Regions from separate parts of the Homo sapiens genome. Here region 1 is linked to region 2. A link is a loop called in an ENCODE intact Hi-C map of the cell type or tissue named here. Cell type or tissue: HepG2. All regions are shown on one strand. Links, peaks and the distances in the headings refer to the core of each region. The heading gives the core; the rest is flanking DNA. Region 1 overlaps LOC105369657 (a long non-coding RNA gene). Region 2 holds the start of LINC02617 (long intergenic non-protein coding RNA 2617).

What was found. A loop is a pair of places that touch in the nucleus more often than their neighbours do. Peaks named below come from ENCODE experiments on the same cell type or tissue, not always from the same donor. Only the 100,000 strongest peaks of a DNase experiment are listed, where the experiment ranks them.
Region 1: a loop joins it to region 2, with 17 times the contacts of the local background. A loop is called at or near these places in 21 of 110 quality-filtered maps.

The regions. Positions count from the first base shown.
Region 1 is chr12:10,492,803-10,508,717 of GRCh38, forward strand. It overlaps LOC105369657 (a long non-coding RNA gene), which reads right to left. Exons shown (of 6, transcript XR_931355.4): 4 at 7,602-7,799; 5 at 7,322-7,426; 6 at 3,176-7,159. EIF2S3B (eukaryotic translation initiation factor 2 subunit gamma B) reads left to right here and starts at 13,088. Exons shown (of 1, transcript NM_001357734.3): 1 at 13,088-15,723. The coding sequence starts at 13,101. The coding sequence ends at 14,519. In HepG2, for the core only: a CTCF peak has its summit at 8,401; no DNase peak of the experiment used is centred there; H3K27me3 peaks cover 235 bases.
Region 2 is chr12:10,323,458-10,339,372 of GRCh38, forward strand. It overlaps KLRD1 (killer cell lectin like receptor D1), which reads left to right. Exons shown (of 6, transcript NM_002262.5): 6 at 1-6,151. LINC02617 (long intergenic non-protein coding RNA 2617) reads right to left here and starts at 14,835. Exons shown (of 3, transcript NR_159946.1): 1 at 14,588-14,835; 2 at 12,655-12,852; 3 at 9,403-9,606. RefSeq lists enhancers at 14,571-15,149, 15,150-15,729. In HepG2, for the core only: a CTCF peak has its summit at 8,380 (motif pointing right); a DNase peak (open chromatin) is centred at 8,384.

The sequences.
Region 1 (15,915 bases), core at 4,395-12,394, 170 kb after region 2:
AGTAAGTTTGAAATAACTAGAGTTAACAGAAAAAAAGAGACAAGACAAAAATTATCATTATCTGAATGAAAAGGTGTGGGGAACATTTGCAAAAATCTTACAGATATTAAATGGAGAATGAGTGACTTATGAACAAATGCCAATAAATGTATTGACTTAGATTAAAATCGATTCCTTGAAAAATACAACTAAAGATGCCTATACAGGAATTAGAAGCCCTACATTGAACTGCATCAATTAAAGTTAAATTTTTGTTAATTATTTTGCAACAAAGGAAACAGTAGGTTCAAATGATTTTACTGGTTAACTCTTCCAAATCTTTAAAGAACACAGTTCTCTTGATTTTTTGTTTGTTTGTTTGTTTGTTTGTTTTGAGGCGGAGTCTCGCTCTGTCGTCCAGGCTGGAGTGCAGTGGCGCGATCTCGGCTCACTGCAAGCTCCGCCTCCCGGGTTCACACCATTCTCCTGCCTCAGCCTCCCCAGTAGCTGGGACTACAGGCGCCCGCCACCACGCCCAGCTAATTTTTTGTATTTTTAGTAGAGACGGGGTTTCACCGTGTTAACCAGGATGGTCTCCATCTCCTGATCTCGTGATCCACCTGCCTCAGCCTCCCAAAGTGCTGGGATTACAAGCGTGAGCCACCGCGCCCGGCCTCTCTTGATGTTTTAAAACAAACTTTTCCAGAGAGCTTATTCAAAGAATAATATGAGAAAACTTCCTAAATCCACGTAATTGGACATTAAACTGTAGAAACACAAAGGACTCCAGCTAGGATGAACAATAAACATTGACACTGAGACTCATTATACCCTGTCAAAAGTCAAAGACAAAGAATCTTGAAAACAGCAAAGGAAAAGCAACTAATCATGTATAAGAAAGTTTCCATAAGATTATCGGCAGATTTATTAGCAGGAACATAGCACACCAGAATTAAGTGGGATAAGATATTCAAAGTGCTGGGAAAAAATGCTAACCAGGAATACTGTACCTACCTTTCCTCCTGGTAGTTCTGAGGAAACGAGGCAGTCCAGATGAGTGGGTTTCCTCTCAGCGAAGCACATCCCTCCACTAAGGGACTGTCAGAGTGCTTCGTTAAATGGGTCCTGTTCCCTGTGCCACGCAACTGGGTGAGACCCTCCAGCAGGGGTTGTCAGACACCCTATACAGGAGTGATCCTACTGGTGTCAGGTTGGTGTCTCTTGAGGTCAGAGATCCCACAGGAAGGAGCAGGCACTCATCTTTGCTGTTCTCCAGCCACCTTGAGTGACATCTCCAGGCGAGGGAGTGAACCAGTTGAACAGGCCTGAAGTGAACCCCCAGCAAAATGCAGCAACCCTACAGAAGAGGGAGCTGACCATTGAAAGAAAAGCAAACAAACAGAAAGCAACAACAATAGAATCAACAACAACAACAAAAATCCCCACAAAAACCCCATCCAAGGGTCAGCAGCTTCAAAGATCAAAACTGGATAAACTCGTGAAGATGAGAAAAAAATCAACAAAACAACGCTGAAAACCAAAAATGCCAGAGTGCCTCTTCTCCTCCAAATGATGGCAGTGCTTCTCTAGCAAGGGCACATAACCGGATAGAGGATGAAATGGACGAATTGACAGAAGTAGGTTTCAGAAGATGGGTAATAAAAAACTCTGCTGAGCTAAAGGAGCATGTTATAACTAAATGCAAAGAAGCCAAGAACCTTGATAAAAGGTTAGAGGAGCTGCTAACTAGAATAACCAGTTTAGAGAGGAACACGCATGACCTTACGGAACAGAAAAACACAGCACAAAAACTTCGTGAAGCATACACAAGTATCAACACCCAAATTGACCAAGCAGAAGAAAGGATATCAGAGTTTAAAGACCACCTTGCTGAAATAAGGCATGCAGACAAGATTAAAGAAATAAGAATGAAAAAAAACAAAGCCTCCAAGAAAAATGGGACTAGGTAAAAAGACTAAACCTACGATTGATTGGAGTACCAGAAGGAGACGGGGAGAATGGAAACAAGCTGGAGAACACACTTCAGGATATTATCCAGGAGAACTTCCCCAACCTAGCAGGACAGGACAGTCTTCAAATGCAGAAAATGCAGAGAACGCCACAAAGATATCCCACAAGAAGGTCCACCCCAAGACACATAATCATCAGATTCTCCAAGGTCAAAATGAAGGAAAAAAGGTTAAGGGCAGCCAGAGAGAAAGGTCAGGTCATCCACAAAGGCCGAGGATCCCTCTGCAGAAACCCTATAAGCCAGAAGAGAGTGGGGGGGTCAATATTCAACATTCTTAAAGAAAAGAATTTTCAACCCAGAATTGCCCTACAGCCTGGGTGACAGAGTGAGACCCTGTCCCCAGCACCCCCCAAAAAAAGGGAAACAGAGGAAAAAGGAAACAAAATGACTACAAGAAATACAAGAAGCGCTGAAGAAAATGGCAATAGTAAATCCTTTCATGTAATTAATTAAGTATAAGTGGATTAAATTATTCAATAAAAAGACCCAGTGTGGCTGAATGAGTAAAAAGCCAGATCTAACTGTATTCTGTCTATAACAGAAACACTTTTGATGTAAGGGCACGCACAGTCTGAAAATGAAAGGACTGAAAAAGAAATTCCATGCAAATGGGAACCAAAAGAAAAAGGGGTGGCCGTATTTACATCAGATAAAATAAATGTTAAGTTATAATGATAAAGGATCAGATAACCAGGAGGACATAACAATTATAAACATATATTAGAGCACCCAAATATATGAAGGGAATATTAAAATAACCCTTCAAAGACAAGACTGTCCACTGTCTACCGTATCCCATTCTGGATAATTCTCAACATCCAATATTCAATACTTAATTCTGGGTTGCTGACAGTAACATCTCACTGTTGAATTTTGATAGCAGAAGGAATAGAATAATAGCTTTCTTATTTTTAAACCTTCTAGAAAGGAAAAAGATTTGACAATATCAACTGCTTGAAAGATAGGTTTAGGACCTACGCTGCCATATATAAAACACATTAGTAGGCTGAGTCTGACAAAAACAGAATTAATTCTTTATGTCTCTGGGTAAACATTTGAAAATCGTATTGAATTTAGTCTGGGATCTATTCTCTTCAGAAGCTCTGCTTTTAAAGAAGACAGACTTGTTTCCTAAGTCTGTCTCAGAAAAAAAGAAATCTTCTGAGTTAGAATCTTTATTAAATACATCATTATAAATTAAATTAAATATGTATATCAACGTTCACATTATTTTCACAGATATAGCAATTTAAACCTGGCTAAGATTCCTGAAATATTTCCTGAAGGAAAATAGCAAACAGAAAATTCCCCAAAAGCTCTTTGGAATATCAGCATGCAGATTAATATAATTTGTATTATGTCTATACATTCTAAGTCCTATAATAAAATGTATTTCCATAAATAAAATTTTCCCCATTCAAATAAGCACCATCGAGTAAGTAAATATCCTAACAATGAGACTAAATCTAATTGAATTATCAACAGAGCTCAAATTGAATGGTGTTTTCTGAATGAAATTTTTCGCTTTACTGGGTTCTGACAATATAATTCAAAGCTAAGCAAAAATTTACCCTTTTTTCTAGGGGAGAATAGGATGCTTTGCAATTTTATTATGAATTTATAAAGACATACCCGTTCTTTTATTATGTTTTTACATCTTTGCAAAATTGACTGTGTCACTGACACAATCAAAGATTTAAAGTTATTACTATTCCTTTAAAATTCCAAAGGTTTTCTTCAAACTTCTCAAGTTTGTACACACCTCAGAATCAAAATGCCAATTTCTGCAATCCTGGCTCAGGATTTTCTAGAATTTTAAGCCACATATTTAAAAACACCTTACCAGCCATGGCTTTTCGAAATTTAACCTAGTATTTCTCCTTTTCTTTCTCAATGAGTGGATAGTTGATTTTGTGACTGACACACCAAAGACACTCACTTCTTTCGGGCTAGAGGAATTTCGACAAATCTACTTATCGAAAATGGAAAGCAAAGACATACAACTAAACATTAAACATGCTATTTCATACAATGTCTAGTAAATAGTATTTTTTATACATCAATTCCCCAGAAATCGCACCACTGTGCAGAGGAAATTTCAAGTCTGTAAAGCATAATTCTTTGGTTCTATAACTGAAATATTAAGATAAATTACTTTTTAAACAGATAACTTTCAAGGAGAAAAAAAGGAAAAACAAATTATTCTTTCAATTAAAAAATTTTTTAATATTATTTCCTAAACCAGTGTGGAAACATACAATTTTGTACACATGAAATTCCACAATGTGTGCATAATCAGACCTCATATGTTTAATGAAATGCTTTTTTAGGAAACATATTTCTTCAGTGTAACAAAATATTTAATATTTGTAATAGATTTGTAAAGTCATTTCCAGTCATTGACTCACAATTATAGATTTAAATTTTTTGCTAGCAAATTTATTTTACATCAACGAATTCTGTTTGTATTATTGTTCTTGTAAATGTAATCAATAGTAAGCTATGAACTTACTGTAATCAGTAGTAAGCTATGAACTTACGTGTGTTAATATCATTTCTAATAAAAAGCTGATTGAATTTTAGTGCAAGCTGTATCAACACAATTCCTAAACTTTCAGACTTCTCTTCACATAATGTATGAATGATCAAATTTTGTTTGCTGGCAAGTATGAGAACTTAATCTTCTCTTTTCCTCTTTTCTAATATATTTGTCAATATCTTTAGATCAGTCTCATTTTCTCTACCAGTGTTTTATTCACCTCACTGCCCAGAAAAGTTTCCCACTTTATCCTTTTCATACTATTTCTCTTGCCAAGAAATATATTTACAGATATTGCTTGATTTTAAAACTTTCCACTAAGCAGTTCACATAAAATTCAGGAGATTGTTCCAGCCAAATAGCCAGTAAATAGCACCCTGAACCATATCGACGTCATGGGCTGAACTACACACCTCCCCTAGAAGCCACAGAGGTTCCACCACAGCCTTGGCAGCACTGGGGTTTGCTGTATCTCTACAGGGGTGAGCAGAAACATCCATTGCACACACTCAACCACTCATACACAGTCATTTTTCTACTTACTATTGTTATTCTAAGTTTTTATATACCTTCAACTTTATTGCTCATAGTTAACTTGTAAGTGCTTTCTGAGCATAGAAGTTACACCACCTCCTTTTGAAATTCATCATAGCCCCTGGGAGCCAAGAAATATCTGTTGTTGTAGCTTTCTGGAGCATAAAAAAAATGTTGACCAGAAAATAGTATATCTTTGAATGTGCTGTCTTGTACAAAATATTCTTTTCATTTTTTTATTTGACTCAATATTAAATATCCCAGAAAACGACTTTCAAATGTGCAAACACTGGGCAGCCTAACATTTTGGATAAGGTCCATCTTACATACTCCTATCACAGTCCAGGCTTACACCTAGCTTTGTGCTGGAACTCTGACTTCTGTGACTTGCTCCCCTATGTATTGTAAGTACCTTAATGGACCATGCTTACTTAACCTTTATAACCCTGGGGCTATCACAGCAACTGGCCACATATGTTAACCCAATAAATGTGAGTTCAGTGAATAAATAAATGATATAGAATTGATGTCATTTCCCAGAGCATCTATTCATTCTGCACCACAGGTAGAAAAGCACAAAATGATATTTAAGATACAATATAGGTATTTCTTTTTTTTAACTTTTCTTACAGCCATAACTTTTAAGCAGCATGAAGAAAAATAGAAGTCTTTGTGAAAGGCATGTAATATATAAAAATTAAAATCTAATATGTTTGATTTTGTTAATTCGTTTTTTTCAACTTTTATTTTGGATTCAGAGGGCACATGACAGTGTGTGACATGGGTATATGTGTAATACTAAGGTTTGGGATAAAGATGATCCCATCACCCAAGTAGTAACCATAGTACCCAACAGGTAGTTTTGGGTACCACGCCAGCCTCTCTCCCATCCCCTAACAGTCGCTAATGTCTGTTTTTCCAGGTTTATATATTTGTGTACCAAATGTCTAACTCCCACTTATAAGTGAGAATATGCAGTGTTTGAGATTCTGTTTCTGCATTAATTCACTTAAGATTTTGGCATCCAGCTGCATACATACCGCCACAAAAAACATGATTTTATTTATCTTTATGTATGCATAGTATTCCATGGTGTACGCATACCACATTTTCTTTATTCAATCCACCATTAATGGGCACCTACATTGATTCTGTCTTTGTTGTTATGAATAGCACCATGAGGGACATAAACATACATACGTCTTTTTGGTGGAACAACTGATTTTCCTTTGGTTATATACCCTGTAATGGGATTGCTGGTCAAATGATAGATCTGCTTCAGGTTCTTTGAAAAATCTCTAAACTGCTTTCCACAGTGCCTGAATTAATTTTCATTTCTACCAATAGTGTATAAGTGTTCACTTTTCTCTGAAACCTCAAGAGCATCTTTTATTTTTTGACATTTTAATAACTGCCATTCTGACTGATGAGAGATATAGTTATGTTCTTAGCAAAAGGGTTGACTGAATTTTGTTAGCATAGTTTGTGCCTCACACTTTCCATGACTTCTTTCTTTTTCAAAATCCCTCTCTTAATTTCTGTTTCTTCTTTCAAACCAAAATGAAACCAAACTGACACCTCAAACTAATAAACCTAACCCCAAACTCTGTAGGTATTAAGGAGTAAACTCAGACAAAAATCTAAAAACTTGGAAATTTTTCCATTATGGTTTAACTAATGTTTCCAATATCAGTTTTTCTTTGGTATTTAATTGATTTAACAACTTTTTTTTTTTTTTTTTTTACAAAAGCATGCATCAGTTGTAAGCTATTCCATTTATACTTTTAAGAAGTCCTTTCAAACAATTTTAGTTGTCACATGTTTGGATTATGGTTTTATATCAAAATATTCTACTAAATAACCACTCCAACAGAATATATAGCATTATGTTCTAAAAATAGCATAAACCAGCTAGTCAAAGAAAGATTATTTTAGTTACAGATATTAACATGAATAGAATAAGATAAGGAAATAAGATAAAGTGTCTACATTCCAAATCCCTCCTCAGTCTATTTTAATGAGATGGAAATCCAGATTTCCGTAAAATTTTCTTCTCTTTTGTTACTTCTGAAATTCTGAAGAAAAATAATAATAGATATGTTTATGTAGAGATCAGGGTTTTTTAGGATATGCACAAAGATACATTTTTAAAAATCAGTCATTTTCTTTATATTAATTTTTCCTATCTTTTATAATCAATATTATAGGAAAATAAAACAAAAATAAATTAAAATTACCTTTTGCATTTCTAAAACTGGTTATGTATAGAAAATTCTCCTAAGAAGTGATTTTCTTGTGACAGAAACCACAGATCTATACACATGTCATCTCTTTCGAATAAGCTGTGATTAAATTGAGAGAATTAATTTTTTAAAGCAAAGTCAGAGAATTACAGTCATCTAAAAAAATGAAAATGCCACGATTAATTATCAAAGCAATAGGAACAGAACGCATATTAGCTGAAACTTTATTCTTTCAGGACTTAAACACTAGGAATTTAGTTCCTCAAACACTCACGGCCACAGTCTTAGTTCCTGCTTTTATTTTCCAAGTCATAGATTATTTTGACCATCTCATTTGGGACATTTTCTGTTTCATTGATCCATTTTTTTCTGAGTCTTGTCTTATAATTGTCAGATAAATAGTGCTTAAAACACTTTATAAAAGGTTATTCTAGCGTAAATTACACAACAGGTTATCCAGATTCCAGGGTTTCTGTGAAAATGTATATAAAGAAAATAAATTAGAAAGGATTTAGTGGTTACAGGACTCAGATACATCATTTCATATGACAGAAATAATTAAAATCCGGGAAGTAAAAATTTACTGAGGCAGGAAATAATTTATCATTGTACGATTCCAGAGAAAAATTAGCTTGATAAGTGAATTTGATAAAGATTTATATAAGGAAAATCGATACTGAAAGTTTCTAAAATATAGGATCTTCCTAGGAAGAAGCTTTTAGTTATAAAGTCTGTAATTTAGATGAAAAAAAGTCCCGATAACAATAGGTGAGTGAAAATGGGAAAATAAAAGAACTGTTGCATTTCTTCCTGCTTTATACAGTTTGGTTTTTAACTTGTGAATTTTTGGTATACTAGTTCAATTTTTATTTGTTTTTAGGATATTTAAATCAGTTTGAAGTGCTGCATCGTATTTTTCTGTGTTTCATGATTGTTCTTCATGGGGCATTTAAAAAATCAGTTTGAATGTTTTAATTCTCATTTTCTGTGTTCTTTCCATAGTATCTTCATATATTAATAGACTAAAAATGCTTTTTGTGGACTGGAATGATAGTTGGAGCACTGTATTGGATTCCTATGTCAAGAGTGTCCTCTTCTGTCAAAATATTGCAATGTATTCTCTTAAATGAATGATTTGGGGGAGAGAAGTTTCTTTTGTTTTGTCTTTTGAATGTCATTTTGTCTATCCTAACACCTCTCTTCAACACATACACGCACTTGCTTTTTTCCCTCATTTACTGAGCAGATTTTAAATGTGCTTTTTCCTTTCTTATGTTTTACCCTCTTCTCAGAAGTTTCGTTTTCCAAGACTAACTCTTCAAGTCCAAAACACACTTTCCTTCTGCCCACCAATCTGATCCTTTTGGAATTCCTTTTTAAATTTTCACAATTAGTGTGGTCTTGCTCTTTCTGAGGTAGTTGCCAGTTTATCTGAAACCCCTAGGGCACCATGAGAGGATAGAGATGGGATCTAGGAATAACACTGTAAGTTTTTTTTTTTTTAATTTACAATAATTTGAAGTTTTAGTATTTTCTGACCCCTAGTCATGCTAAAGACATACATTTGTCTGCTTTCATTTTTATTTTTGCATGTAATATATATATATATTTTAAGGCTATTGTAGGAGAATTTAAATTTAAGCAACTACCATTAGCTCTTTCTGTATAGTTTTATTTCAGTGGGTACCTAGGTTTCAGCAGAATTCTCTGCTGTCTACTTGTTTCTGAAATTATAAAGGGAATAACTATCCCCGCCTTGATTTTTCTTATTCTTGGCCTAGTTTTCATGAATAAACCACAAGAAAAAAGACATAATATTATCAATATTTTGTATTTCTACAGCCTAGTGAACCAGTACATTTTTATACATCTGGTAGATTTTGGTTGTAAATTCGTGTGGTTGAGAGTATGATTCCACACTAGAAAATTCTAAAGATTCTTTCAAAAGACTCCTAGATCCAGTAAATGACTTCGGTAAAGTTTTGAGATACAAAAATCAGTGGCATTTCTATGCACCAATAATGTTCAAGCTGACAAAAAAATCGAGAATGCAATCTCACTTACAATAACCACAGAAATAATAAAATAACTTGAGATTCATCTAACCAGACAGGAAAGCTCTCTTCAAGAAGAACTATAAAACATTGCCAAAAGAAACAATAGATGACACAAACAAAAGTAAAAATATTCTATGCTCAAGGATTGGAAAAATTAAATACTGTTAAAATGTCCATACTATTCAGAACAATCTACAGACTCAGTGCAATTCCTATCAAATTACCAATGTCTTTCTTCACAGAACTGAAAAAAAACTATTATAAAATTCATGTGGAACCAAAAAAGAGCCCAAATGTCAAACAAACAAACAAAAAAGCTGGAGGCTTCACATTACCTAGCTTAAAACTATAGTACATGGTTACAATAACCAAAACAGCATGGTACTGATTAAAAGAAAACCAGACATATAGACCAATGGAACAGAATAGAAAACACCAAAATAAACCCACATGGTAAACTAATTTTTATATTAATATAAGGATGCCATGAAATGACAGTCTCTTTGGCAAATCATGTTGGGAAAACTGAATATCCATATGTAGATGTTGGATTCATCATACACCAGGCACAAAATCAAATCAAAATCAACTGAAGATTTAAATGTAAGAACTAAAACTTTTAAACTCCTAGAAGAAAACATAGAGGAACAGTTTACATATAAGAAATATTATATAGAAACAATTTAAATCTAGGAATGTCCTAATAGACTGTACTAAATACACTTTATCTCTTTTTATCTCAATCTTTTATTTTTATTTTAGAATCAAGAGGTACATGTGCAGATTTTTTACATAAATATATTGCGTGATGCCAAGGTTTAGTTTTCATTTGACCCCATCACCACATAGTGAGCATAGTACCCAATAGGTGGGTTTCAACCCCTACACTCCTCCTTTCATCCCCCCTTTTGGAGTTGCAAGTGTCTATTGTTCTCATCTTTATGTCCATGTGTACTCAATGTCCAGCTCCCACTCATAAGTGAGAACATGTAAGTATTTGGTGTTCTGTTCCTGTGTTAATTTGATTAGGATAATGGCCTCCAGCTGCATCCATGTTGCTGTGAAGGACATCATTTTATTCTTTATTATGGCTTCATAGTATTCCATGAGTGTATGTGTACCACATTTTCTTTATCCAATCCACTTTTGATGGGCACCTAGGTTGATTCCATATCTTTACTATTGTGAATAATGCTGTGATAAACATACAAATTCCAGTGTATTTTAGTAGAATGATTTATTTTCCTTTGGGTATATACCCAGTAATGGGATAACTGGGCTGAATGGTAGTTGTGTTTTTAAGTTCGTTGAGAAATCTCCAAACTGGTTTCCACAGTGTCTTAACTAATTTACATTTCCACCAACAGTGTATCAGTGTCCCTTTTCTTGGCAACCTCACCAGCATCTCTTATTCTTTCACATTTTAATCAAAATGCCAAATTTGAATCACCATAGTGACTGGTGAGAGACAGTATCTCATTGTGGTTTTGATTTGCATTTCTCAAAGATCCCTTGATCTGTATGTCTGTTATTATGCCAGTACTACTGTAGCTTTGTAATAGTTTTGAATTCAGGGTGTATGATGCCTTTAACCTTGTTTAACCTTGTTCTTCTTCCTGGAGATTGCTTTGGCTATTCAGTGTCTTTTGTGGTTCTACATGAGTTTAATGAATATTTTTCTATTTTTGTAAAAAAAAGTGCAATTGTGATTTTGAACAGAATTGCCTTGAATCTATAGATGTATTTGATTACATTAAATTTTCATAAAAGCATAAGTAACCAAAGCAAAATTATATAAAGTGGGACTACATCAAACTAAAAATGTTCTGCACAGCAAAGGAAACAGCAGAGTGAAAGGCAACCTATAGATTTGAGAAAACATTGCAAATAACATATCTGTTAAGGTATTAATGTCCAGAATATATAAGGAACCTCTACAACTTAATACCAAAAACAAAAAATAGCCCAATTTTAAAAAATGGATGAAGGACTTGAATAGACATTTCTCCACAAAAGACATGCATGTGGCCAGTGGGTATATAAAAAAATGCTCAACATCACTAATCATTAGGGAAATATTCTAAGATGCTACCTAACACCTGTTAGGATGACTATTTTACATATATATATATATATATATATATATGGATACATTCACATATCCATATATTCATTCATATATACCCAGAAGAAGGAGATGAGCCATCCTCTCACTTTCATTTATTACCCTCTTCCTTAAAACGAATATATCCATATACATATATATGAAGATATATATATATATATATATATATATATATATATATATATATATATGTTGGTAAGAATGTGAAGAAATTGGAACCCTAGCACATTGTTGATAAGAATGCACTATGAAAAAGGTGTATAGAGCTTCCTCAAAAATTAAGAGTAAAACTACCCATATAACCCAATAATATCACTTCTGGGTATACAGTATATCCAAAAGAATTAAAATTAGTATCTTGAAGAGATATCTGCACTCCCACATCAATGGTAGGATTATCAAGAATAAATAATATTTAAACAACCTAAATGTACACTGACAGATGAACAGATAAAGAAAATGTAGTATGTACATATGATGGAATATTCTTCAGCCTTAAAGAAAGAATATTCTGCCATTCATGACAACATGAATGACCCTTGAGGACATTAAGCTAAATAAAATAAGCCAGTCACAGAAGAACAAATGCTTTATGATTATACTATATGAGTTATCTAAAGTAGTCAAATTCATAGGAACAGAGAATGGTGGTTACCAGGGACTCACTTTCAATTGGTTAAGTTTCAGTTACGAAAGACGAATAAGTTCTAGAGATATACTGTACCACATAGTACGTATAGTTAGCAACAATACGTTGATCACTTTAAAATCTGCTAGGAGGGTAGATCTCATGTCAAGTGTCTTACTTGCCCTCTGCTCCCAAAATAAAGGTACTCAAGAAAAACTTTGTAGATGATAAACATGCCTACTATCTTCATTGGGTGATGGTATTACGAATGTATGCATATGTCCAAACTCATCAAATTGTATACGTTAAAAATGCACAGTTTTTTTGTATATAAACTATACCTCAATAAAGCTATTGTAATAAATCTCCAATATAGCATCTATTAATGGTCATCACTCCAACATAATTTGAAGAAATGAAAATTATAATATAAACCACGACATAGCTATTTGTTTCGAACAAAAAATAAATATATTAATAATTAATCTTCTTAAAGAAGAAAAATATTTAGTGTAGAATTATTCAGTGTGTTGCTGGTTTTGTGTCTTCTTAGAAATGTAATAGCAGGCTGTATATACAAGATCCATTTTCATATAAATAGATTACAATGGTCCATTAATTTTTTAAGTATTTATCTGTGGTCAACTGAAAATATATTTTCGACCCGCCTCGCATGGGCCCAGGGGGCGGGGGTTTGGGTGGCTGCCCTCAGTATTGCCTGCACAAATATCTACCAAGTCTGCGACGAATAGCTCCAGCAACTTTGCACCGTGTTTTCCAGTAAGCCTACCGACAGGCACTGTGCAGATTCAAGCAGAGAGAAGTCCAAGCACTGAGGCCGCTGCTGCACCGGCCATCCTGAGACCCTAGTCGACCTTCCGGCCTCCGCATCCCCGCCCCGCACTAGGACCCCTGCAGACGATCAGGCGGCAGCCGGGGTGACTTTCTTCCTCTTTTGGCAACATGGCGGGCGGAGAAGCTGGGGTGACTCTGGGGCAGCCGCACCTTTCGCGTCAGGATCTCACCACCTTGGATGTTACCAAGTTGACGCCACTTTCACACGAAGTTATCAGCAGACAAGCCACAATTAATATAGGTACAATTGGTCATGTAGCTCATGGGAAATCCACAGTCGTCAAAGCTATTTCTGGAGTTCACACCGTCAGGTTCAAAAATGAACTAGAAAGAAATATTACAATCAAGCTTGGATATGCTAATGCTAAGATTTATCAACTTGATGACCCAAGTTGCCCTCGGCCAGAATGTTATCGATCTTGTGGGAGCAGTATGCCTGATGAGTTTCCTACAGACATTCCAGGAACCAAAGGGAACTTCAGATTAGTCAGACATGTTTCCTTTGTTGACTGTCCTGGCCACGATATTTTGATGGCTACTATGCTGAACGGTGCAGCAGTGATGGATGCAGCTCTTCTGTTGATAGCTGGTAATGAATCTTGCCCTCAGCCTCAGACATCTGAACACCTGGCTGCTATAGAGATCATGAAACTGAAGCATATTTTGATTCTACAAAATAAAATTGATTTGGTAAAAGAAAGGCAGGCTAAAGAACAATACGAGCAGATCCTTGCGTTTGTCCAAGGTACAGTAGCAGAGGGAGCTCCCATTATTCCAATTTCGGCTCAGCTGAAATACAATATTGAAGTTGTTTGTGAGTACATAGTAAAGAAAATTCCAGTACCCCCAAGAGACTTTACTTCAGAGCCCCGGCTTATTGTTATTAGATCTTTTGATGTCAACAAACCTGGCTGTGAAGTTGATGACCTTAAGGGAGGTGTAGCTGGTGGTAGTATCCTAAAAGGAGTATTAAAGGTGGGCCAGGAGACAGAAGTAAGACCTGGTATTGTTTCCAAAGATAGTGAAGGAAAACTCATGTGTAAATCAATCTTTTCCAAAATTGTTTCACTTTTTGCGGAGCATAATGATCTGCAATATGCTGCTCCAGGCGGTCTTATTGGAGTTGGAACAAAAATTGACCCCACTTTGTGCCGGGCTGACAGAATGGTGGGGCAAATACTTGGTGCAGTCGGAGCTTTACCTGAGATATTCACAGAATTGGAAATTTCCTATTTCCTGCTTAGACGGCTTCTAGGTGTACGCACTGAAGGAGACAAGAAAGCAGCAAAGGTTCAAAAGCTGTCTAAGAATGAAGTGCTCATGGTGAACATAGGATCCCTGTCGACAGGAGGGAGAGTTAGTGCTGTCAAGGCCGATTTGGGCAAAATTGTTTTGACCAATCCAGTGTGCACAGAGGTAGGAGAAAAAATTGCCCTTAGCCGAAGAGTTGAAAAACACTGGCGTTTAATTGGTTGGGGTCAGATAAGAAGAGGAGTGACAATCAAGCCAACAGTAGATGATGACTGAAGAATACCGGTTAAATAATACATTCGGATGGAGCTGGAAGTTGCAATTTCTCTTTAACAACCAAGGGGTTTATTTTCAAAGCGATATTGGGGAATTGATTTCACAGTTTGTTACCTTAGTAGGTAACGGTAAGGTTATTCTCTCTTTTTTTTTTTGGTTATGAAAACTTAGGGACTACAATTAGTATAAAAATTGGCATAATGTTGGATTGAATCTACATTTTGGCAGAAGTTAAGCATTCCCACATAATGTCAAAATTATACATTATGCAGTTTTTTTGTTTGTTTTATTTTGTTTTGTTTTTGAGTCTGGCTTTGTCACCTAGGCTGGCATGTAGTGGCATGATCTGCAATCTCTGCCTCCCAGGTTCAAGCGATTCTCCTGCCTCAGCCCCCCAAGTAGCTGAGATTACAGGTGTGTGCCACCACACGGGGCTAATTTTTGTATTAGTAGAGACGGGGTTTCGGCATGTTGGCCAGGCCAGTCTCTCCTGACCTCAGGGTGATCAGCCCACCTCGGCCTCACAAAGTGCCGGGATTACAGGCGTGAGCCACCTTGCCTAGCCCACATCATGCAGTTTGAAATGAAACTTTGCCACAACCAGCCTTTGCTGTAGCACACACATATATCACTGAAACTGTTCGAAATAAAGTTTTTTTTTGTTTTTCATGATTCGTCTTTGAGTACCTCCAGGCTGAAGGACTGTTGTACCAGTAAAAACTTAAAGGCACAAATTATCCTTGAAGACCTTCTCCCTTTTCTTTGGCCCCATATTTTATGTTGCTTTATCTTTGAAATTTTGCATGAAAAGGATGCAATGAATGGGTTCGAATTGCATGAAAAGGATGCACGAATGGGTTCGAATGAAATTGTCCTTTAGAGCATGATTACTTGTTCCCATGGGCAAATAATTTTCTCCCCTTGCTCTTCCTGGCCTGAAATACGGGAAACTAGAGTCAGAAGTTATCTCCCTCTCCCTGTGATGCCTTGAGATGTTTTTCTGCATTGTTTTATGCCTGAAATCCAATAGTCTTCCTCCATTGGAAAATACTGTTATACCAAATAATTCTAGATGAGTAACAAAGATCCTTCTAGGCCTTCATTTTATGTTTTTTCTTAACTGTTATATGATTGTGACACAGATTATAATATTACTAATTTTTGGATGTTTCAAAAGGTCAATAAGTAAAAGATGTTAGAAAGCAAAAAAAAAAAAAAAAAAAAAAAAGAAAATATATTTTCTATCATGTTCTTCTGATAAAGTAATTCAAACTTTAACCAGCCCTGAAGACGGCATTGTGATTATACATCCCTGGGTTCTCCTGCTGACCTAAAGTAATATTAATCTCCATATATAACATTAAAATATATTCCCTTATTAGCTTAAGGGAATAAA
Region 2 (15,915 bases), core at 4,688-12,687:
CCTTCTATGTAGTGCTTGTTTAAGCTTTTAGCCATTATTTATTTTTAACAGCGCTGTTGCAGTATAATTGAGATACTTTAAGCATACTTTATATGCTTAAAGTATGACATTTGATGTATTTCCATATCTATGCATCTGTGAAACCATCACCTCAGCAATATATAAAACACCTACTAACCTCAAAAGTATCCTTTCCCCTATGTATAAAATACTTCCTCTTGCTCCTCCCCTCACAGATGAATATTCTGTTACTATAGATTTGCCTTTCTATGTTTTATATAGATAGAATCATATAATATGTACATCTGTGTTCTAGATTTTTCATTCAGCATCATAATAGTTTTTATACTCATCTATGTTGATACATGTATCAATAGTTAATTCCCTTTTATTTCTTATTTCTTTCCTTTTTTTTTTTTTTTGAGACTGAGTATTGCTCTGTCACCCAGATTAGAGTGCAGTGGTGTGATCTCAGCTCACTGCAACCTTCACCACCTGGGTTCAAGTTATTCTCATGCCTCAGCCTCCCCAGTAGCCGAGATTACAGATGCCCACCACCACGCCCAGCTAATTTTTGTATTTTTAGTAGAGACGGGGTTTCACCATGTTGACCAGTCTTGTCTTGAACTCCTGACCTCAACTGCTCCACCTGCCTTGACCTCCCAAAGTGCTGGAATTACAGGCGTGAGCCACCACATCCAGCCGATTCCTTTTTACTTCTGAGAGTCTTCTGATCCTTGAGTAAAGTATGTTTCTTGTACCTCAATATGCTTAATTTTTTCCTTCTGGCTTTCGTTTTAGGTTCAGGGTATATATGTAGGCTTCTTATATGAGTACATTGCATGTTGCAGTGGTTTGGTGTACAGATAATTTTGTCATCCTGGTAATCAGCATAGTACCTGACAGGCAGTTTTTCTATCCTCATCCTTCTCCCTCTCCCCCCCAAGTAGGCCCCAGTGTCTATTGTTTCCTTTTTTTGTGTGCCTGTGTACTCCATGGTTAGCTCCCACTTATAAGGGAGAATATGTGGTTTTTGGTTTTCTGTTCTTCCATTGATTTGCTTAGGATAATGGCCTCTAGTTCTATCCATGTTCCTGCAAAGGACATGATTTTTTTCTTTTTTATGTCTGCATAGTATTCCATGGTGTATATGTACCACATTTTCTTTACCTAGTCCATTGTCTCAATATACTTAAGTTATACTCAGTAATGTTTTGTAGTTTTTAATATTCAGGCCTTTTATGTTTTTATGAGATTTCCCCAAAGTAGTCTATTGTTTTTAAAGCTATTATACATTTTATTTTCTAATTTCAAATGTTTTATTTTAAAATTGTAAGTATATATGTATATGTGTGTGTGTGTATATATATATATATATATATATATTCATTTACACAGTTGATTCTAAGTGTATCTTTTATTGTTTAACCTGCCTAAATTCACTTATCCTAGCAGCATTTCTGTAGATTTCATTGGGTTATCTGCATAGATGAATAAAGACAGTTTTTACCTCTTTCTTTTGAAAACTGTGTGCCTTTAATTCTTTTTATCACCTTGTCACAGTGGCCAGAATATTCAACACAAAGTTGAATACAAGTGGTGAGTAAACACCCTTGTTTTGCTATTGATCTTAGAGCATGAATATTCACTTTTTTTACCTTTATACTTAATTTTAGCTGTAGGATTTTCATAAATGACCTTTACTAGGTTGAGAAAGTTCCCTCCTATTCCTAGTCTGATGAGAATTTTTATAAGGAGTACATATGACATATGCTTTTATTAAATGTTTTATTCTGCCTCGATTGAAATCAGATAGTTTTTATTTCCCAGTTATAAACCTCAGTTGTTCATGTTATCTTTTTTACGTATCTTTGCAGATGCTTTGCTAATTTTTTAAAATTTTATTTTATTGAGGTAAATACAACATAAGATCTATCCTCTTAACAAATTTTCAAGTCTACAGTACAGTATTATTAACAATAGGTACAATGTTGTATAGTAGATCTCTATAATTTATTCATCTTGCATAATTGAGGCTTTATGCCCTTTGATTAACGACGTCCCATTTTTTCCTCTCTCCATTCCTGGCAACCACCATTCTATTCTCTGATTTTATAAGCTTGACCACTTTAGATATTTCACGTAAGTGGAATCATATAGTATTTATCCTGTGACTTGTTTATTTCATTTAGCATAATGTCCTCAAGTTTCATCCACATTGTTACATATTGCAGGATTTCATTTTTAAGGCTGGATAATATTCTATTGTATGTGTATGTACACATTGGCTACTGTGACTAGTATAGCAATGGACAGTAGTATACTAATATTTCTTTGAGATTCTTATTTCAATTCTTTTGCATAATTACCCAGAAAGGGGATTGGTGGATCATATGGTAGTTCTATTTTTAATTTTTTGAGAAATCACCATCCTGTTTTCCACAGAAGCAGCACAATTTTTCATTCCCACCAAAGTGTTCAAGGGGTCTAATTACCCCACGTACTTCTCAACACTTGTCTTTCATTTGTTTGATAATAGCCATCCTTATAAGTGAGAGATGATATTTGGTGGTTATAATTTGCATTTCCCTGATGATTAGTGATATTGAGCATCATTTCATATGCCCATTGACCCTTTGTATGTTTTTTATGAAGAAATGACCATTCAAGTCTTTGATACATTTTTTAATTGGGTTACTTGTGTTTTTTTTAATATTGAGTTGTAGGAGTTCTTTATATGTTTTGGATATTGACTCCTTTTCTGATATATGATTTGCAATTATTTTCTCCCATTCTGTAGATCATCCTTTCATTCCATTGGTTATTTCCTTTGTGAACCCTGAAAATTTGAGACAGGTCTCAGTTAATTTAGAAAGTTTATTTTGCAAAGGTTGAGAACATATGCCCATAACACAGCCTCACCTCAGGAGGTCCTGCTGACATGTGCCCAAGGTGGTCAGGGCACAGTTTGGTTTTATACATTTTAGGGAGACATGAGACATCAATCAACATATGTAAAATGAACAGTGGTTTGGTCTAGAAAGGTGGGACAATTCAAAGCAGAAGTGAAACAACTGGAAGCAAGGAGGGGGCTTCCAGGTCACAGGTAAGAGACAAATGGTTGCACCTTTTTGTTTCTGATTAGCCTTTCCAAAGGAGGCAATCAGATATGCATTTATCTCAGTGAGCAAAGAGATGACTTTGAATAGAATGGGGGGCTCCCAGGTCACAGGTAAGGGACAAATGGTTGCATCTTTTTGTTTCTGATTAGCCTTTCCAAAGGAGGCAATCAGATACGTATTTATCTCAGTGAGCAAAGAGATGACTTTGAATAGAATGGGAGGCAGTTTTGCCCTAAGCAGTTCCCAGCTTGAATTTTCCCTTTTGTTGAGTGATTTTGGGGGCCCAAGATATTTTCCTTTCACACCTTTGATGCGAACAAGCTGTTTGTTTGCTATAGTCCTACTTGTCTATTCTTGCTTTTGTTGCCTGTGCTTTTGGTGTCAGATTGATGATATCATTGCCAAAACCAATGTCAAAAGGTTTTCCTCTATGTTTTCTTTGAAGGGCTTTACATTTTCAGTACTTACATTTAGGCTTTTAATCCATTTGAAATTTATTTTTGCATATGGTGTAAGATAAGCAATTTCTTTGCAATATGGATGTTCATTTTTCCCGTCACTGTTTGTTGAAGAAACTGTCATTTCCCCTTAAATAGTCCTGCCACCCAAAGACCGTTTAACCATATTTGCAAAGTTTATTCCCAAGTTCTCCAATCTGTTTAATTGGTCTATATGTTCATCTTTATGCCAGTGCCATATTGTTTCAATTATTGTAGCTTTGTAATATATTTTGATATCAGGAAGTTTGAGGCCTCTGGCCTTCTGTTTCTTGCTCAAGATTTGTTTGGCTATTCAGGGCTTTTTGTGGTTCCATGTATATTTTAGTATCATTGTTTTCCTAATTCTAAAATGCCATTGAGGTCTTGATAGGTATTGCACTAAATCTGCAGATCACATTGTGAAATACAAATATTTTAACTATATGAAGTCTTTTAATAAATGAATATAGGAGGATTTTTGCATGTTGATTTTGTACCCTGCAACTTTACTTGGTTTTAGGAGGCTTTTTTGTGGATTCTTTAGAGCATGCCATAGGCAAACAGGGACCATTGTACTTCTTCTTTTACAATCTGTATGTTGTTAATTTCTTTTCCTTGCCTAAGAGCTTTAAGTAGGACAAGGGTTAAATAGAAATGGCAAGTGCAAACATCCTTGCCATGTTTCTGATGTCAGAGGAAAAGTTCAGCTTTTTCCATAGCATGATATTAGCTATGCACTTTACATATAGGGCCTTCAAAATGTTGAAATATTTTTCTCAAATTCTAGGTTGGCAGGAGTTATCATCATAAAATGGGTATTAAATTTTGTGAAAACTTTTTTTCTGAATCTATTGAGATGCACAGGTGACATTTATCCTTCATTCTATTAATGTGGTATATTACATTAATTGATTTTGTATGTTAGGCTATCCTTGCACCCCAGGGATAAATGCCACTTGCTTATGGCATATACTCCTTTTAGTGTACTGTTGAATTAATTTTGCTACTACTTTGTTGAGGATTTTTGCATCTACGTTTACTAGACATATTGGCTTATAGTTTTCTTGTGGTATCTTTGACAAGCTTTGGTGTAATGGTAATGCTGGCCACATAAAATTAGTTTGAAAGTATTTATTCTTTTTAAATTTTTATATAATAGCTTGGGAAAGATGGCCATTAATTTCTCCTTAAATATTTGGTGGCTTCACCAGAAGAGCCATCTTGTCCTGGGAATTTTTTTGTTGTAAGTTTCTTGATTACTGATTCAATCTTCATTCTAGTTATAGATACGCTCATATTTTCTATTTCTTCATAATTCAGTCTTGGTAGGTCCTTGTCTTTGTGAATTTTTTCATTTCTTCTAGGTTATCCAATTTGTTGGCCTATAATTGTTCTTAGTTGTCTCTTACCATCTTTTATATTTCTGTGGCATCAGTTGCAATGTCTTATTTCTGATTTCATTTATTTAAGGCCTCTCTTCTTTTTCTTAGTCTAGCTAAAGGTTTGTCAAGTTATTTATATTTTCCAAAAACTAACTCTTAGTTTTGTTTACTTTTTATATATCCTTTCCATTCACTATTTTATTTCTGAACTAATCTTTATTATTTTCTTTATTCTTCTAAATTTGAACTTTGTTTGTTCTTTTCTACATTTCTAGTTGCTTGGGATATGTATTAGTCCATTTTCACACTGTTGATAAAGACTTAACTGAGAGACTGGGTAATTTGTAAAGAAAAAGAGGTTTAATGGACTCACAGTTCCACGTGGCTGGGGAGGCCTCACTATCATGGCAGAAGGTAAAACACATGTCTCACATGGCGGCAGACAAGAGAGAATGAAAGCCAAGCCAAAGGGGGTTTCCCCTTATAAAACCATCTGATTTCATAAGACTGATTCACTACCATGAGAACAGTATGGGGGAAACCACCCCCATGATTCAATTATCTCCCACTGGGTCCCTCCACCAACATGGGGGAATTATGGGAGCTACAATTCAAGATGAGATTTGGGTGGGGACACAGCCAAACCATATCAAGGTATAAAGTGCATTGTTTGAGACCTTTCTTTTTTCTTAATGCAGATATTCATCACTATAAACTTTTCTTTTAGCCCTACTTTTACTACATCCCATAAGTTTTGTTAGACTTTATTTTTGTTTTCATTTATTCTAATGTGTTTTTAAATTTCCCTTTTGATTTATTCTTTGCAGATTGGTTGTTCAAAAATGTATTGTTAAATTATCACATATTTATTAGTTTTCCTTTTGCAACTGATTTCTAGTTTCATTCCCTTGATGCTGTAAAAGATACTTGATATGACTTCAATTTTCTTAATTTTCTTAAGACTTCTTTTATGACCTAACATATGATCTATCCTGCAGAATGATCCATGTGCACTTGAGAAGAATGTATACTCTGCTGCTGTTGGATGGAATGTTCTGCACATGTCTGTAGGTGACTTGACTTGCAGTGTTGATCAGGTCATCTGGGTCTTTGTTGCCTTTATGTTTGGTTGTTCTATCCATTATTAAAAGTGAGCACTGAAATCTCCTACTGTTATTGTATTGCTATCTATTTCTCCCTTAAGTTCAGTCAATGTTTGCTTTATACCTTTAGATACTCTGATGTTGGGTGCATATATATTTAAAATTATTGTATCCTCCAATGTGAATTGACGCCTTTATCATTATGTAATATCCTTCTTTTTTTCTTGTGACAATTTTTGACTTAAAGTCTATTTTTTATAATATCAGTAAAGGCATTTTTTGTTGTCTTTTAGTTATTATTTGGCGAAGGATTTTTGCAGTCTTCTTCAACCTTCATGCTAGTCCAACTGGCTTTCTTTTTTTCTTGGTAGATTCCAGGCATCTAGAATATCCCAGGTCCTGTCAGTGCTCTGAGATAAACAGGAATAAAGCTAGCTCCTCAGGCAATCTCCAGAAAATATGGATTATCAGTTGTTTAGTTCAACTTTTTCCCCCAAGGAGAAGCTGAGAGTTAAAGGTTTTGGTCCACTCACTCCATCTTGATCCAAGGAGTGGTTGAAACTGCCAGCTCACCCCACCATCTATGTTCTTGCTGGTCCCACGCAGCCAGGCTATGCTTGGTTCTATCAGTACACTGAGACAGGCTAGAGAGAAGCCAGTCTTAGGAGTAGCCCCTGGAAAAATTGGGGAATTGGACATGCCATCCATCATTTATTAACCAAGAGCAAAGCTGGGAGCAGGGGAGTTTCTCCCTGGTTTTTTGGCACTGTGCTGGGGGCAGGAATTAGGGAAGGAGTGTACCTTAGATTTCCCTAAGGCTTCAACATGAGTAGTTTCACCAACAGCATTGGAGCATCTCAACTAGTTTCTTAATTTCCCACAAAGAAAATTTGTCTATGAATTTTTAGTTGAATTGGTGCATTTGTAGAGAGAAAAGAGACCAGGGCTTCCCACTCTGTCATCTTGCTAATTTTACTCCACCATTTATTTTATAATTTAAATATATAAAAATAAGATACATATTTATAATTTATGTGTATGTATATGTATATATTTTAAATTTAATGTATATATAAAAACATTTGCTGTATTTCTAAACTGGAATACAATACAATGAAATTTAATTGCATCTTAAATGGACAAAACATTACCATGCGTAAATGGAAAAAATTGTGGCTGGAGTTACCTCATGATGGAGAGAACAAATACCACTGTACACAACGCCACCAAACATCCTGTATGAGCTATGATAACACAATCCCATATAGTACTAAGTAGGCTTTCTGATATTTTCTACTCGCCAACTGAGGTTTTCTTAAATATATTCTTAGAAGTGTTTCTAGCTATGATGCACATATGTTGTAAAATCCAATGTAATATTTTTTTCATACATGGTTTTAATTGCTCCAACATTAAAATGGTTAGACTTGCATTTTTTCAGCCAACATAGGTGACAGCTGTTTGTTAAAATACTAAATAAATTACACAGACAGGCTACAAGAAAGTAAGCCTGTACATTAAGAACACAGTCACCTGAGGTTAACATTTTAGAATTTTTATTTATTGAGAGCTTATAATAAGTCTTCCATACAACCTTTGACAGGTTTGAAGTATGAAATAGATTTCAGAGTAAGGATTTAAGAGAAAGGGCACTTTAACAAATAACAGTAGCTAAATCCTCAGTTTCTCACGTTGCAGAGATGGTTGTCTAATCCCAGATATCTCCTATCTCTCCCCCAAACTCATAAAATTAATAAGAAAAGCAAATAAAACCACATAATACCTTATCCTTTCAACATCTCTAGGACACATAGAGTACCACAACCTTCAAATTACCTATAAATAGAGAAAAAATATTGCAAAAGAACACTCGCTCCTGCCTACCACTGAATACCTGCGGTGCAGGATAGGGAGATTAGTCTTTAACATACTCAGAAGAGAAGACTAGAGGACATAAATGAATCACAGATACAATAAACCCTGAAAGATAAAACTTCAACAATCAATGCCAGAATACTTAACACAATTTTGGACTTGGTAGTTCATAGTACTGGGAAAAGGCTTGAAACTGAAGACCAGAAGTGGAAAACTTGGAAAGGAAAACAATGGTTTCTTGGAGAGAAGCAGAAAATAAAGGAGTGACACTCCTTAGAAATGTGACTATCAAAGCAAATAAGTAATGTGAGGGACTTAAGAATCCTGCAGAAAGGAAAGAGAAAAAAGACATGACTATCATTTGCCCTTCCCAATCCCATCATCACCACCACCCATAGAGGACACTATGCTGAATAGGACAGAACTGACAGAAGAGGGAGCTCTCTAACTAGGTTCCTTGTCCACGAAACAGGAATAGGAAAAAACAGACCATATTTATGTGAAACCTCTTTAAAACTTCAGATAATGTAAATAAAAATATTTTTCTTTTGAAAAATCACTCACTCAAAAAAGGAAACAACCACTAAGCAGATGAAAAGTGTAATAAACACTGCAAATTGAATTAGACATTCTAACGCAATCATAAAAACAAGACCACAAATGCCAAAAAAATAATAAGGTTGGTATGAAACAGGAGTTGAACTGTGAGAGGTAATAGTATACCACAGTAAAATAATGAACAAAGATTTACAAGATGAATGTTAGCAATAAGAAAGGGGTTGCAATTCTGATGCCAAAGAAGTAGACATAAAAACAGAACTAAATGAGGCAAAGAAAGATGTTGTATAATATTAAAATCTACATACTGCAATGAAGAGTACATAGTTAAGAATTTATGTAGTAATTAATACACTGATTATTTATATAAAATACAAATTACAAGAGATGCAAGAAAAAAAAAGACCATAACATATTAATACAGGGTGATTTTAATATACCACTCTCAATATAAGGCAGAAAGTGTGGGCAAAAATAAGTTATTTTCCGGAAGATCTAAATAAGATAGTATAGCAGATATTTTGAATACATATTGATCACTATGCACTGATAATATAAAATATATTTTTTTCCAAATGCACCTGAAACATTCACAAAAATTGAACAAATAAAGCTCATGAGAAAAGTAAAACTGTATGGCTATCTCCTTAACTAGAAAAAAATATACGTCTACACACATACAGTCAACCTTGAACAATGTGGGCATTAGGACCACTGACCTCCTCTGCAGTTGACAATCCATATATAACTTTTGACTCCCTAAAAACTTAACAACTAATAAACTATTTTTGACACCATCATTTTGTTTCTAGTTCTACATTTCAATCAAAATGATTAAAACAAATAAAACCAAACTTGTTTACAAATATACGAAGAGTCACTGTGGAGGGAAAAGCTCTTTAATTTATTTCTCAAGATATAGATCCAACAGGACTGCAAAGTGGAACAGTTCTCAGAAGCCTGATTCAGGAAGATGTACCCGGGTTTTGGCACCAAATTTCACACGCGTCCGTGTGAAGAGACCACCAAACAGGCTTTGTGTGAGCAACATGGCCGTTTATTTCACCTGGGTGCAGGCGGGCTGAGTCTGAAAAGAGAGTCAGCAAAGGGAGATAAGGGTGGGGCCGTTTTATAGGATTTGGGTAGGTAAAGGAAAATTACAGTCAAAGGGGGTTTGTTCTCTGGCGGGCAGGAGTGGGGGGGTTGCAAGGTGTTCAGTGGGGGTGCTTTTTGAGCCAGGATGAGCCAGGAAAAGGACTTTCACAAGGTAATGTCATCAGTTAAGGCAAGGACCAGCCATTTACACTTCTTTTGTGGTGGAATGTCATCAGTTAAGGTGGGGCAGGGCATATTCACTTCTTTTGTGATTCTTCAGTTACTTCAGGCCATCTAGGCGTACATGTGCAAGTCACAGGGGATGCGATGGCTTGGCTTGGGCTCAGAGGCCTGACATTCCTGCCTTCTTATATTAATAGAAAAATAAAACAAAATAGTGTTGAAGTGTTGGGGCAGTGAAAATTTTTGGGGGTTGGTATGGAGAGAGAATGGGCGATGTTTCTCAGGGCTGCTTCAAGTGGGATTAGGGGTGGCGTGGGAACCTAGAGTGGGAGAGATTAAGCTGAAGGGAGGTCTTGTGGTAAGGGGTGATATTGTGGGGATGTTAGAAGAAACATTTGTCGTATAGAATGATTGGTGATGGCCTAAATACGGTTTTGGATGAATTGAGAAACTAAATGGAATAACAGAAGGAGAAAAACAGGTATAAAAGATCTAAGAATTGGGACGACTCAGGATATCCGATTAGAGAGTGCCTAAGGAGATTCAGAATAGTCCTGCCAGCAAAGATTATTTATTTACTTCAAGAGTTAAGAGTGGCAGTTTGGGGATAGCACCAGGAGATATCAGCTGTGATGGCTTGGAGAAACAGTGCAAACCAGCAGTGTAAACAAGAGCAGGGCATGTATGAGTAGTTGAGAACGGTGAATAGGAGTATGACTAGACAGAAGATAGTAGGGATGACAAGTTTTTTGGGGCACAGTCTAAGTTGGTCTAGTGTCTGGAATGAGACTGGGGCCTAATAAAAAGGAGCGTCTATACAGGAGCTTAAATGGGTTGTACCTTGTAGCATTCTGAGGACAGGCCTGAATTCTGAGAAGGGAAAGTGGTTAAAGTATTGTCCAGTCCTTTTTAAGTTGGTAATATAAGTGATATAAAGGTTTCACTGAATACTAACAGCCTGAAAAACTGCTTGGCTGATTTGACTAATAAAGGCTCGTCTGTTATCAGACTGTATTGAGGTGGGAAGGCTAAACTGAGGAATTATGTCTGACAGAAGGGAAGAAATGACTGCGGTGGCCTTCTCAGACCCTGTAGGAAAGGCCTCTACCTATCCAGTGAAAGTATCTACCTAGACTAAGAGGCATTTTAGTTATCTTACTCAGGGCATGTTGAGTAAAGTTAATTTGCGAGTCCTGGGTGGGGGTAAATCCTCAAGCTTGATGTATAGGGAAGGGGGGGGGGGCCTGAATAATCCCTGAGGAGTAGTAGAATAGCAGATGGAACACTGAGAAGTTATTTCCTTGAGGATAGATTTCCACGATGGAAAGGAAATGAGAGGTTCTAAGAGGCGGGCTAGTGGCTTGTACTATAGTATAACCTGCCTTCGCTGGTGTGTGGCGATTAGGCCTGGTGGAACTGCCATCAATAAATCAAGCGTGATCAGGGTGAGGAACGGGAAAGAAGGAAATTTGGGGAAATGGGGTGAATGTCAGGTGGATCAGAGAGATACAGTCATGGGGGTCAGGTGTGGTCTCAGGAATAATGTGGGAGGCTGGATTGAAGTCTGGGCCAGGAACAACGGTAATTGTGGGAGACTCAACAAAGAGTGAGTACAGCTGAAGGAGCCGGGGAGCAGAAAGTATATGCGTCAGGTATGAGGAAGAAAATAGATTTTGGAAGTTATGAGAACTGTAGAGAGTGAGTTGAGCATAGTTTGTGATTTTGAGGGCCTCTAAAAGTATTAAAGCAGCGGCAGCCGCTGCATGCAGACATGAGGGCTAGGCTAAAACAGTAAGGTCAAGTTGTTTGCACAGAAAGGCTACAGGGTGTGGTCCTGGCTCTTGTGTAAGAATTCTGACCTCACTAACTATGCCTAGGAAGGAAAGGAGTTGTTTTGTAAGGGATTGAAGTTTGGGAGATTAATGGGACACAATCAGCTGGGAGAGCACGTGTGTTTTTATGAGAATTATGCCGAGATAGGTAACAGATGAGGATGAAATTTGGGCTTGACTGAAGTAATGGGGGCTGTCTACTAAGCCTTGCAGCAGTACAGCCTAGGTAATTTGCTGAGCCTAATGGGTGTCAGGGTCAGTCTAAGTGAAAGCGAAGAGAGGCTGGGACGAGAGGTGCAGGGGAATAGTGAAAAAAGCATCTTTAAGATCAAGCACGGAACAGTGAGTTGTGGAGGAAGGTATTGAGGACAAAAGAGTGTACGGGTTGGGCACTGCAGGGTGGATAGGCAAAACAATTTGGTTGCTAAGGCGCAGATCCTGAACTAACTTGTAAGGCTTGTCTGGTTTTAGGACAGGTAAAATGGGGGAATTGTAAGGAGAGTTTATAGGCTTTAAAAGGCTATGCTGTAGCAGGCGAGTGATAACAGGCTTTAATCTTTTTAAAGCGTGCTGCGGGATGGGATATTGGCGTTGAGTGGGGTAAGGGTGATTAGGTTTTAATGAGATGGTAAGGGGTGCATGATCGGTCACCAAGGAGGGAGTAGAGGTATCTTATACTTGTGGGTTAAGGTGGGGGGATACAAGAGGAGGACGCAAAGGAGGCTTTGGATTGGGAAGAAGGGCGGCAATGAGATATAGCTGTAATCCAGGAGTAGTCAGGGAAGCAGATAATTTAGTTAAAGTGTCTCAGCCTAATAAGGGAACTGGGCAGGTGGGGATAACTAAAAAGGAGTGCTTGAAAGAGTATTGTCTAAGTTGGCACCAGAGTTGGGGAGTTTTAAGAGGTTTAGAAGCCTGGCCATCAGTACTTACAACAGTTATGGAGGCAAGGGAAACAGGCCCTTGAAAAGAAGGTAATGTGGAGTGGGTAACCTCTGTATTGATTAAGAAGGGGACGGGCTTACCTTCCACTGTGAGAGTTACCGGAAGCTCGGCGTCCGTGATGGTCTAGGGGGCTTCCGAGGCGATCCGGCAGCGTCAGTCTTCAGCTGCTAAGCTGAGAAAATCTGGGAAGGAGTCAGTCAGAGAGCCTTGGGCCAGAGTTCCAGGGGCTCTGGGAGTGGCTGCCAGGTGAGTTGAACAGTCCGATTTTCAGTGGTGTCCTACACAGATGGGACGTGGCTTAGGAGGAATCCCAGGCTGCAGGCATTCCTTGGCCCAGTGGCCAGATTTCCAGCATGTGTAGCAAGCTCCTGGGGGAGGAGGTTCTGGAGGAATGCCTGGCTGCTGCGTTTCAGACGTTTGGAAGTTCTTGTGTGCTGGAGATGTGGCTGGGGTTTGTCTCACAGTGGAGGCAAAGAATTGCAACTTTTTTCTGTTATTGTACACCTTGAAGGTGAGGTTAATGAAGTCCTGTTGTGGGGTTTGAGGGCCAGATTCCAATTTTTGGAGTTTTATTTAATGTCAGGAGCAGATTGGGTAATAAAATGTATATTGAGAATAAGACGGCCTTTTGACCTTTTAGGGTCTAGGGCTGTAAAGTGTCCCAGGGTTGCTGCCGAACGAGCCATGAACTGGGCTGGATTTTTATATTTGATGAAAAAGAGCCTAAACACTTCTGATTTGGGAGAAAGAAAAAGGAGCGTTAACCTTGATTATGTCTTTAGCTCCAGGAACCTTTTTAAGAGTAAATTGCTGGGCAGGTGGGGGAGGGCTAGTCAAGGAAAGAAACTGTAAGCCGGACCAGGTGTGAGGAGGGGAGGTGATAAAAGGATTATAGGGTGGAGGAGCAGAGGCTGAGGAAGAATTGGGACCTAGCTCAGCCTGGCGAGGAGCAGCCTGGGGAGGAGGGGAGAGGTCAGATGGGTCTGTAGAAAAGGAAGATTAGAAAGACTCAGCGACGCTTGGGGTTGGTACTGACGGGACAGGCGGGAGGGAAAGAAGGAAGATTTGGGACGAGTTGCACTGGGCACAGAGACTAGGGAGGGACTGATGTGTAAAAGAATGCCTGGATGTCAGGCATCTCAGACCGTTTGCCTATTTTACGACAAGAATTATTTAGATTTTGCAGGATGGAAAAATTCAAAGTGCCATTTTCTGGCTATTTGGAACTACTGTCGAGTTTGTATTGGGGTCAAGCGGCATTGCAGAAGAAAATAAGGCATTTAGGTTTTAGGTCAGGTGTGAGTTGAAGAGGTTTTAAGTTTTTGAGAACACAGGCCAAGGGAGTAGAAGGAGGAATGGAGGGTGGAAGGTTGCCCATAGTGAAGGAAGCAAGCCTAGAGAAAAGAGAGAGTAGAGAAATGGAGGGAAGGGGTTCGGGGGTTCTTACCTTCCAGAAAAGTGGGAAAAGGGGTTGGGGCACAGAGATAAGAGGTTGGGGTGCGGAAATAAGGGATTGGGGTGCAGAGATATAAGAGGTTGGGGCACGGAAATAAGGGATTGGGGGTTCTTACCCCATAGAAAAGCGGGACTTGCCGCTAAGGGTGAAGGAGAAGGGGTTGAGGGGTACTTGCCCCTGTCCCAGAAAAGCAGAGAAGGGGTAGAGACAAGGAGAGAAGGGGTTGGGGTACTTGCCCCTTCCCCAGAAAAGCGGGACTTGCTGCTAAGGGTGAAGGACCAAGGCAGGTGTCCCTGTGTGGTCTGACACCCTTGAAACGTGAGTGTATAATCAGAGAGGTGTCCCTGCAATGATTAAACACCAAGGGAAGGCTGCCTTCCCAGTCCGTGACCGGCGCAGGAGTTTTGGGTCCATGGATAAAATGTGTCTCCTTTGTCTTTCCCAGAAAATGAAAGGAATAGAAATTAAGAAAAGGGAGAGATTGAAGAGTGGAAAGGAGAAAGTGGTTGAGGGACAGTGAGAGAGGTTGGAGAAGAGAGTAAGAAGAGGACACTTACCTGATTTAAAATTGGTGAGATGTTCCTTGGGCTGGTCGGTCTGAGGACCTGAGGTCATAGGTGGATCTTTCTCACGGAGCAAAGAACAGGAGTACAGGGGATTGATCTCCCAAGGGAGGTCCCCCGATCCGAGTCACGGCACCAAATTTCATGCGCGTCTGTATGAAGAGACCACCAAACAGGCTTTGTGTGAGCAACATGGCTGTTTATTTCACCTGGGTGCAGGCGGGCTGAGTCCGAAAAGAGTCAGGAAAGGGAGATAAGGGTGGGGCCGTTTTATAGGATTTGGGTAGGTAAAGGAAAATTGCAGTCAAAGGGGGTTTGTTCTCTGGCGGGCAGGAGTGGGGGGGTCGCAAGGTGCTCAGTGGGGGTGATTTTTGAGCCAAGATGAGCCAGGAAAAGGACTTTCACAAGGTAATGTCATCAGTTAAGGCAAGGACCGGCCATTTACACTTCTTTTGTGGTGGAATGTCATCAGTTAAGGTGGGGCAGGGCATATTCACTTCTTTTGTGATTCTTCAGTTGCTTCAGGCCATCTGGGCGTATATGTGCAAGTCACAGGGGATGCGATGGCTTGGCTTAGGCTCAGAGGCCTGACACAAGTTATATGATGAAAGATGCAAATTAGAAAATATCAGCCAAAATGTTTGAACACTGACTTAGCATGTTTATGCACTATATTTCTCGCATATATGCAAAGTTTTGGCTTAACTGTTTCCAGAGCAATATACTTTAAATTTTAAAATACACTCCTTATAAAAATGAGGTACTTATAATGCTTAACATTAAAATATATCCCTAAATACTAAAGAACTTATCATCAAAATCTGTCCCACCTGTCCCATCTCCCCATCCTTCTCTCTTGAGATTTCATTTGCTCCAGAGGTTTTCTGTGATAGAACCAGAGTTCTCATTCTATATTTGACCACACCAAAGTATAGGTAAAGGTGAGGGTGATCCATTTCACATCACCACCCTATCAGATGTCCAGAGATCCATTTGCCTTTTTGCGGTCTTATGAACAGTTGTATGGGGAGTGGTGATCCAGATGGTCTCAAATAGGATGGTGGTGTCTGCTGTCAAAAGGAAGTCCACATCAGAAGCTGCCTTCCCCTAAGAAGGAGCACGTTTTTCTCACTCAACTAGAGCCTGAGCTGTGCTTCTTTGGAGGTTCCTGTTGCCCCTTCAGCTCTCACATCACTTCAGGGCACTGATAGCAGAAGATGCTGGCTTGAGTAGAGGTTAGTGGTGGCCCAAGGCAGAGCAGCTTTTTTTTTTCATGGTTTGGCCCCTTCCTTCTTTTTTTTTTTTTTTTGACACCCAGGCTG